3 separate regions of the Mus musculus genome follow, and all the other regions are linked to region 3. Evidence: chromatin contacts called from ENCODE Hi-C data. All regions are on one chromosome and are shown on one strand. The core of a region is the stretch at or near the end of the contact, and the rest is flanking DNA. Distances in the headings are between cores, read along the strand shown. Region 1 has its middle 52 kb from the start of Cacna1d. Region 2 overlaps Cacna1d (calcium channel, voltage-dependent, L type, alpha 1D subunit). Region 3 holds the start of Cacna1d (calcium channel, voltage-dependent, L type, alpha 1D subunit).

The links. A loop is a pair of places that touch in the nucleus more often than their neighbours do.
Region 1: a map of heart shows a loop between it and region 3 (2.1-fold over the local background). The contact joins the enhancer-like site here to the promoter of Cacna1d in region 3. A Hi-C loop is called at or near these places in 1 of 37 maps with a recorded cell type or tissue (heart).
Region 2: a loop to region 3 is called in a map of left cerebral cortex, with 2.6 times the contacts of the local background. The contact joins the enhancer-like site here to the promoter of Cacna1d in region 3. A Hi-C loop is called at or near these places in 1 of 37 maps with a recorded cell type or tissue (left cerebral cortex).

What each region holds. Positions count from the first base shown.
Region 1 is chr14:30,404,250-30,406,949 of GRCm38, reverse strand. It overlaps a transcript of Cacna1d not described here. Among named protein-coding and RNA genes, the nearest start is that of Cacna1d, 52 kb to the right of the region's middle. Within about 2 kb of position 1,354, at least 1 of the 3 ENCODE cell types and tissues checked has a DNase peak (open chromatin) inside an H3K27ac peak, as active enhancers do; it is heart, where a contact is called at or near this core.
Region 2 is chr14:30,317,565-30,320,264 of GRCm38, reverse strand. The region is part of intron 3 of Cacna1d (calcium channel, voltage-dependent, L type, alpha 1D subunit); the gene reads left to right. Among named protein-coding and RNA genes, the nearest start is that of Cacna1d, 35 kb to the left of the region's middle. Within about 2 kb of position 1,393, at least 1 of the 3 ENCODE cell types and tissues checked has a DNase peak (open chromatin) inside an H3K27ac peak, as active enhancers do; it is left cerebral cortex, where a contact is called at or near this core.
Region 3 is chr14:30,352,175-30,354,874 of GRCm38, reverse strand. It overlaps Cacna1d (calcium channel, voltage-dependent, L type, alpha 1D subunit), which reads left to right and starts at 1,389. Exons shown (of 47, transcript NM_001083616.2): 1 at 1,389-1,950. The coding sequence starts at 1,884.

The DNA.
Region 1 (2,700 bases), core at 105-2,604, 52 kb before region 3:
CCCTGGCTATCCTGGAACTCACTCTGTAGACCAGGCTGGCCTCGAACTCAGAAATCTGCCTGCCTCTGCCTCCCAAGTGCTGGGTTTAAAGGTGTGCACCACCACTGCCTGTTAAGACTATTTTTTGGTATGCATACCAAATAATGAGTCTCCCTATGACGTGTTCATCCACCGACATGTGCCTGCCTCCACTGTACTTTGCTTAGTCACCTTCATGACCTTCCTTTGCCCTCTCCCTGCTCTCACTGGTCCCCCAAATACTTGCCTTTCTACTTTTATGTCACATATGGTTTTATACATACATGTATATGTGAACACTTTCTGGCATCTCCTCCCCTACTTTCTGGCTTTACTTTCTCCCTAAACTATATAATTTATTGTTTGTTGTATTTATTGTTTGTTTTCTTTCACTAGGATGGAAGCTCTGTGAAGAGAGAGATTTCTGTTTTGGTTGTTTTTCAGTCCCATGTACCCAGAACAGCATCCTTCCAAAAGTATGAATTGAATGAATTAGCACGCACGTACGTGTGTGTGTGTGTGTGTGTGTGTGTGTGTGTGTGTGTGCATGTGTGTATGTTTGCAAGACTTGTTTGCTGTCAGCAATCCCCGTGTGTTGGCATCTGTGGGTATTGCTCATCTACCATTCACCGTCTTCAGGAAGGACTTATCTAGTCTCTGCCCAATGTTTCAGGAGCCTGGCTCCCATCACACTGTGGTGGAAGGGGCTAAGGTTATTTTAGTCAATGTGCAGATTTTCATTTATCTCCGCTTAGCTCTGCTTTTTACACTATTCTCTATGCCTTAAGCCACTCTCATCTAGATTCGAACAATTCTGGTTCTGTTTCAGCAGAAATGGTCCATCTGTTCTGCTGGGAAGGGGAACCAGTTTGATCTGGCAAGCATCTCGGGGTTCAGCTGCTGTCGCTGGTCTATTCCTCTCTTCTCTCTCATACTTACATTTCCTGATTCTTCTGGCGTTCTTGGGGACAGTTTCGCTTTCATTCCACAGGCGTCTTCCCTTGTGTGTCTTAGGTTTGACCTTTCACTCTTCTGATAAGTCATTTATCTTTTCTCCGTCTACTTACTGACTTTATGTGAAGTTTCTGTTTCTTCTCTTCCTTGTTTTGGAGGAACTTTTGAGAGGGAAAGAACCATCTGGATATTGAAAATTTCCCTCAAAAGCCATTTTCACCCAGATGTTTCACATCTCCCTTAGCAGCTGATCTAAAACCATTGGTGACCAAATGGAAAACCTTATCAGAGGAAGTGGGCCTTAGGAAAAGGATCCCAGAGCACTGAGTGTTAACAGAACCAGAGGAGGAGCTGAGAAGGGCCCCCTGAGGCCAATGCTTCACTGCACTCAGACCTTTTTTGGCTCTGTAGTTGCCATTTATGACTTTGTCTTTAAAGGCTAACCAAAAACTTGGCAAAAATAAAGATGCAATCATTGTTAAAATGAGAGAAACCAGGAGTGGAGAGGTAGATGGCTTAGTGATTAGCACGCTTGCTGGTCTTTCAGAGTGTGTGAATTCGATTCCCAGCTCCCATCTTGGGAGGGTCACAACCAGTTCCAGAGGATTTGATGAACCCTTTTGGCTTTCTCTGGCACTGTTACATGCATATATATTTGTGCTCATGCACAGACTTGTACAAATAAAAGTAAAAGTTAAAAATTTAAAATAACATAAAGAAATCTTATCAAAAGAAAATCTGCATCTATTAGAATATCATGCAGATATTAAAATCTATTTTGGAGATACTTTTGAAAAGTGAAAGACAAGACAGTGCTTTTCCCAAATAATAAATTTAATTTTAATAAAAAATATCAATATGAACATATACTTTATTGTCCAAAATGAAAACAAACTTAGATAACAACAAAATATTATTATTAAATATAGGACTTATGTGAAAGACAAAACTTTAGCCACTATAGCTTTGCTATGGAGATAAGCCCACCTACAAAATTACCTCTGAGAAATGTAATGATAACCTCACTCTGCGTATGGACAGTTGAAGTTTCTAAACCAGTTTTAGACTAGCAAATCCAAGCTTTAAGCCAGAGTATGGACTCTTGTTCCCATCAACTGTATCCATTTAGTGAGGTAAAGTATATCTGACTAAAAAATTATTCATGAGAAAGGTCTTTTTCTTCACAAGCAGTATTTAAATAGTTTTTAAAAAAAATATTCGTTTGATATCATGTACTTATTTGGAGAAATACAAGAGAATGAAGTGTGTGAAACAAGTTTCAATGGTTGGAAACATTTCAACAGATTGTGTGACCATGATCTAGGAGTGTTTAACGACAATAAAATGTTTACAATGCATTGATAAAAAAAAAACATGAACACGTGGTTTTATCATAAGGAAGCCTTCTAAAAGCTCAGCTATGTTAGGGATTAACTTAAGCCATTTGAAACAATTCTTAAAGTCCACTTCAAGTGAAGTGCTATATCTATCAGAAAGTACTGTTTTGTGGTTTATAAATGATCTGTCTCTCCCCTAGGTACCTACTTCTATGGGTAGAACTTGAGCAGTCACTGCTTTTCAGAGAAACCAATTACCCTTCCTGACTGTCTGGTAAAGCTGCAAGCCTTCTTTTTTTTCCAAGCTTTCCAAAATAATCTTTGTATGTCCTTCTAAAAAAGACAACCTTTTCTGGTACTTTGCCAAACTCTTTTATTTTTATTTTATTTT
Region 2 (2,700 bases), core at 144-2,643, 35 kb after region 3:
TGTCGTAAATAGGGTTTATGAACAATTTTCTTGCTTGTTGTTACTCTATAGAAACATGATATATTTTTAAAGATATCTATATCCATCAATCTTGTCAAAATGACTAATTATTTCCAGTATTTATTTGAAGATTTTAAAAAGATTTTCTTTAAACACCATCATGGTGTGAATAATAAAACAGTTTTACATCCTTTTTTCATGTCTGTGTGTACACTTGCTTGCATGTGTACTTGTGTATATATATATATATATATATATATATATATATATGTGTGTGTGTGTGTGTGTGTGTGTATGTATATGTCTGTGTATGGGTATATGTATGTGCATATGTGTATATGTGTATGTTTATGTGTTTATGCAGTATGTGTGCTTGTGTGTGCATGTGTGTATATGTATATGTACATGTGTATATGTGCATGCACATGTGTGTGTGTATTTTCTTGCTTCACAGCATTGGCCAGACCCTCCACCATAGTGTTGAGATGGAATGACAGGAGTGTGGCTCTCTTGCCTTCCTGAGCAGAGAGGGGAAGTGTTCCCTGCTCACGGAGCACAGTGAGTGGTGGATTGTGTATAGGTGTCTAGGTCTGGTTGGGAAAGTGTTCTGTTTTACTTTGATGAAAGTTTTGTTATGAAAGGATGTTGAATTTTATTCGATACCTTTATGCATATATTGAGATAATTATAAAGTTTTTTCTTTGGATCCATTGAATTTTAGATGTTAAGCCAATTTTGTGTTCCCTGGATAAACACTTGTTCTTAATACCCTTTCTACATGTTGATCAGTTTGGTTTTTTTAAAACTAATTTATTATGGGTTTTGGTATGCATGTTCCTACCAAATCTTATTAAGTCTTTGATTTTAGCATCAGGATTTGAATCAAAGTGATGAGTAGTCAGATTCTACTTATGGCCAGCCGTAGAACCCAAATTTTCTTATATTTGAGCATAGCTACTGTGAAAGAAGTAGGACTATTCTACTGGTTACATAAGAGTCTCTGCTTATCGACTTGTGCAACATCTACAAAACAGCATATTTATTGTGTATGAATAATACACCAACTATGCTGAAAAATATCCTCAGTGGGTTGAGCAACTCATACCATCACTTACGTTAAAATTATGTTTATGTATTTTTTACAGTTGCTTGTAACACTGACAATGAATTCTTCCGTTGTCACCCATTTGTAATTTATGGCCTATTCACTTACATGCCTTTGTTACACACAAGTATTCGGTTCTCACCCATTCCCTCTATATCCCTTTTTGGTTTCGGTATTTCTCTTGAATAAAAGCTTAGTCATAAGCTAGCTAGAATTATTTTGCATCAAGCTGGCAGTTGCTCCCGAGAAATAAAATACTTTTTATTTATGTTGGAGGCATAGTAAGTAGGTTGCCACTGTGACTGTGATTTCTGGTTGAAATACAGATTGTAAATTCAGTTGAAATCAGGAGAGGTTGCATATAGACTGGAGGTAGGAGAACGGAGCCGGTCAGTTTGGTTGAGATAGTAGTGGCTGTGCTTTGATAATGGGGGGTGTAAGAGTCAAGAGCAGCAGGCTAGTGCCTGCAGTGCTGCTCCAGAAACCTTCCGGGACCACAGGATGCCTGCAGGAGGGTTTGGGGCATGTGTGACTTCGGTGCCCATCTTCAGAATGACACATTTGGATGCACATCCTACCCCTGCCCCCAGTGCTGATTGCACGCTGTATCCTGAGGGTGGGCACCGTGTGAGTCAGAAGGATCGCTTCCCTAATTTTCCTTCCAAGAATCCAAGAAGGTTGGCTGCATCGTGGGCGAAGCCTGGCACCTGTAAGCGAGGACCTGCCTGCCACACTGTGCGGAGCATCTGGAGGTCCGTGATTGGCAGGCTGTGCCTCTCTCCTGCTGTCTGGGGATGGTAGGTAGAGACGGTGCTGTGGGTTGGTGAGCGATTCTCAGATTCTCACACCTTAGTGCTGCCTCTGTTTTTCTGGCGGACATTACATTAACAGGGTCTTTGGACCGGGACCATTAATAGAAACTATTCCCTCAGCATGAAGAGCACCTCCTGTGTTACTCTTTGCCAATCCTGTCCTCCCATTCTTGAAGATTTCCACTTTAAGTCCAGCCCCCCAAAGCCTTCTCTGACTTAGAGTCTCTGACGTAGCCCACACAGTCCCTGGCTTCCCACAGGTGATCCCTGACTCATGGTGGTCTGAGTTATGTTTTCTTTTGGCTTTATGGTGGAATGGTAGTGAAAATGCATTCGTTAGAAGTCATTCTTCAGTGTGACAACTTGGCTGTCCTCTGCCAGTGCCAAGCTGTGGCCGTGAGCTGTGGCTTCACGTGTGGTGTGCTTGAGCTGTGGTGCACGGGCGTCACTGTGGTGCACGGGCGTCACTGTGCTCTTGAGGCTACTTGGGTGGGGGACAGTAAATGCAGGGAGATACTTCCAGTGCGCAGTAACCACACTGCATGGTCAGAGTCTTTGTTTACATATCTTTTCTCCTTTAGGATCCACATGTGACCATGTGTTTAACAGATATAACCCAAAGAGTACTGGGTATGTTCTGGGTGGGTGTGGCTGCGAGGATAAGGCTGAGATCACAGAGACAGTCAAGATCTGACTTTTAAAAAGTGACGTCAGTTGATGCCTAAGAGAACCTTGACATTCTCAGGGATGCGTTAATTATAGCAAAAAAAAAAGTTTTAAAAA
Region 3 (2,700 bases), core at 140-2,639:
AAGCACCAGCACAGGTGAGGTTGCTCAGACCAGCTTTCTTTTACACAGGCCACAGGCTGCTTCCCAATCCTGCCACTCTCCAAAGAGCCAAGTGAAAAAGCAGGCAAGCATGGTTGTTTTCCTCTATCCTAACTAGACACCCCTCTCTCAGGAAGACCCCTGGAGAGTCATTCTTCCCAGGTGGATCCCCCCTGCAACAATCAGAGATGCTCGGTGTGTCCTCTTTGAGCAAGGAGCACCTTCCCAGAAACATTTATTTTCTTAATTCACGCTGAGCCTTTTGCTTTAAAGACACTGTTCTCAAACGTTCTAAAACTCCGTAGGAACAAGCAGATCCGAACAAAGGCAAATAAATCGAATCCTGCAAAGTAACAAAGCAGACGCCTTTTCCCAACAGCCAGCACAAAGCTAAATGAAAAATATCAGTCATCCACTAGATACAGTATTTCCCCCTCCAGACGGAGCTGGGGCCTGTAGACCTCCCCCACTACAAACAGGAGGCCGAGAAGGTACAAAAAAAAGTATTAATTCCTAAACGAGTCATCAATTTGAGCTGCACAGTCTACCTCTCCACACTAGCAGTTTGAAAGACCTTGGCTGTTACTTCTCTGTACCTGTCTCCAAATACACGTGGAGGTGATGGCGAGAGGGAGGGAGCCCACCGCCACGTATGCATAAGGGAGGGAGGACGGGATTCAGGGCTGAGGGCAGATCTCTGAGGACAGTCAGTGCTCCCCAAAGAACAAGCCCCCCATCTCTTTGCACCTCTAAACTGGAAGAAACGGTGTAAGAGCTGGGGGACGCCTGTCCAGTCCAAGCAGAGCCCTCGAACCCTGAGCTTTGATGCTGCAGCAGCAGCGATCGCCTGCGGGCACCTGGGTTCCTGGGGGGAGGGGGGCGGGGCCTCCCCCAGGTGTGAGAGTGCGAAGGCCACCAGAGCCAGCCCAGCGGACCCCAGGGGACCCCAGCAGCCTCCGCTTGGGGACGCCGTGTAGAGGAGCGGCGCATCGGCGCCCCTAGCAGCAGGCACGGGGCCCCACGGGCCTGGCTCGGGGAAGGGGCGCCCGCGCGGCGGCGCCGAGGGGGTTAACCGGGCTGTCGGCGGCCGCAGCGCACTTAACCCTCGGTCAGCCGCGCCAGCCTGGGGGTGGCGGCGTCCGAGTCGCGCGCCGTGGAGTCCGGGGGGCGCGTGGGCCGCAGGCGGGCAGCTGGGGCGCGGCGCGGCCGGTGGGAGGCCCGGGCGCGCGGGGGAGGGCGGGGGACGGCGGCGGCGGGCGCGCAGCGTCGCCAGGGCGAAGCCGGCGTGCAGCGCGGCGCGGCGGGCGCGGAGCGGGCGGGCGGGCGGGCGGGCGAGCGCCTCCGTCCCCGGATGTGAGCTCCGGCTGCCCGCGGTCCCGAGCCAGCGGCGGCGCGGGCGGCGGCGGCGGCGGCGGGGCACCGGGCACCGCGGCGGGCGGGCGGACGGGCGGCATGGGGGGCGCGCCGAGCGGCCCGGCAGGCCGGGCGGGCACCACCACGGTGTCCCTCCGCTAGAGGAGGGGACCAAGCCAATTCTCCTTTGCAGTAAAAAAAAATAAAAAAAATAAAAAATTACATGTATATATTACTAAGATAATATATACATCTGATTTTATTTTTTACAAAAAGTTTATTTTGCTCCATTTTTCAAAAAAAAAAGAAGGAGCGTGGGTGGCAGGCGGTTTTTATAAATTATCTTTATTTTTGGTTATTTGTCTCTGTCCTTCCCCACCCCCTGCTGAAGCGAAAATAAGGGCAGGGACCGCGGCTCCTACCTATCCGTAACCTCCCATATCCGTTCCTCCCCCTCCCTAACCCTGAGCATAGTGCCCTGCACACAGTAGGCGCTCAATAAATGTTCGTGGATGATGATGATGATGATGATGAAAAAAATGCAACATCAACGGCAGCACCAAGAGGACCATGCGAACGGTGAGCAGCCTGAGCTTGGGTACCCGCTGCCAAACCTCATCCTATCATGATCCTACTCTTCCCACCCCCAACCCCCCATCTCCGATGCGTTGGGTGGGTTGAGGGGGTTGGAAATGATGCTTTTGGCTTGGTGTCATCTACATAGAAAGGGGTGATGCGCGGCAGCTACTCCGTTCTCCTCTTCAGGCCGTGAATGTCAGTTAATTCTGCATTTGCTGGGGTGGGGGCGGCCATTTGGGTGTGTGTGGAGTACTGTGGAGCCAAGGGGCAAGAGTGAGGTGATCCGGGTTCAGTGTGCTCGGGCTCAACTTTCCTCTTTCATCGCCCCTGAGCGATGGAAGAGGAGGTGTTAGTCTTCAGCCTGAACCCTTTTTCCAGCCTCCCCCTATCTCCCGCGCCTCTGGTTGACTAAGAAGAAGGTCCTTAGTAGCATCAGGAAAATTCTAGGACTGTTCCAGGTTTACCCCTTGGGTCGCTTGGTCCCATCATCTCATGGGAGAAGCCCCGGGTCTTGGGATCTGAGGGAACAGGGTCGGGTGGAGCGTGTATTCCCGCTCCCTGTGCCTCCTGTGCACACGTCGGTAACCTAGCAATGCCCAGAGAGTTGCTGCCGCTGTGGGGCTCTGCAACTCACCACGTGCAGTTTCCACACCAGCGGGGGCCGGGTCTAAGAAGGCTGGGGTGCTTTTGGCCAGGTTCCCTTCATGGAGGTCGTTAGCATTTCCCAGCCCTGGTTTTCTTGAAGCCTTT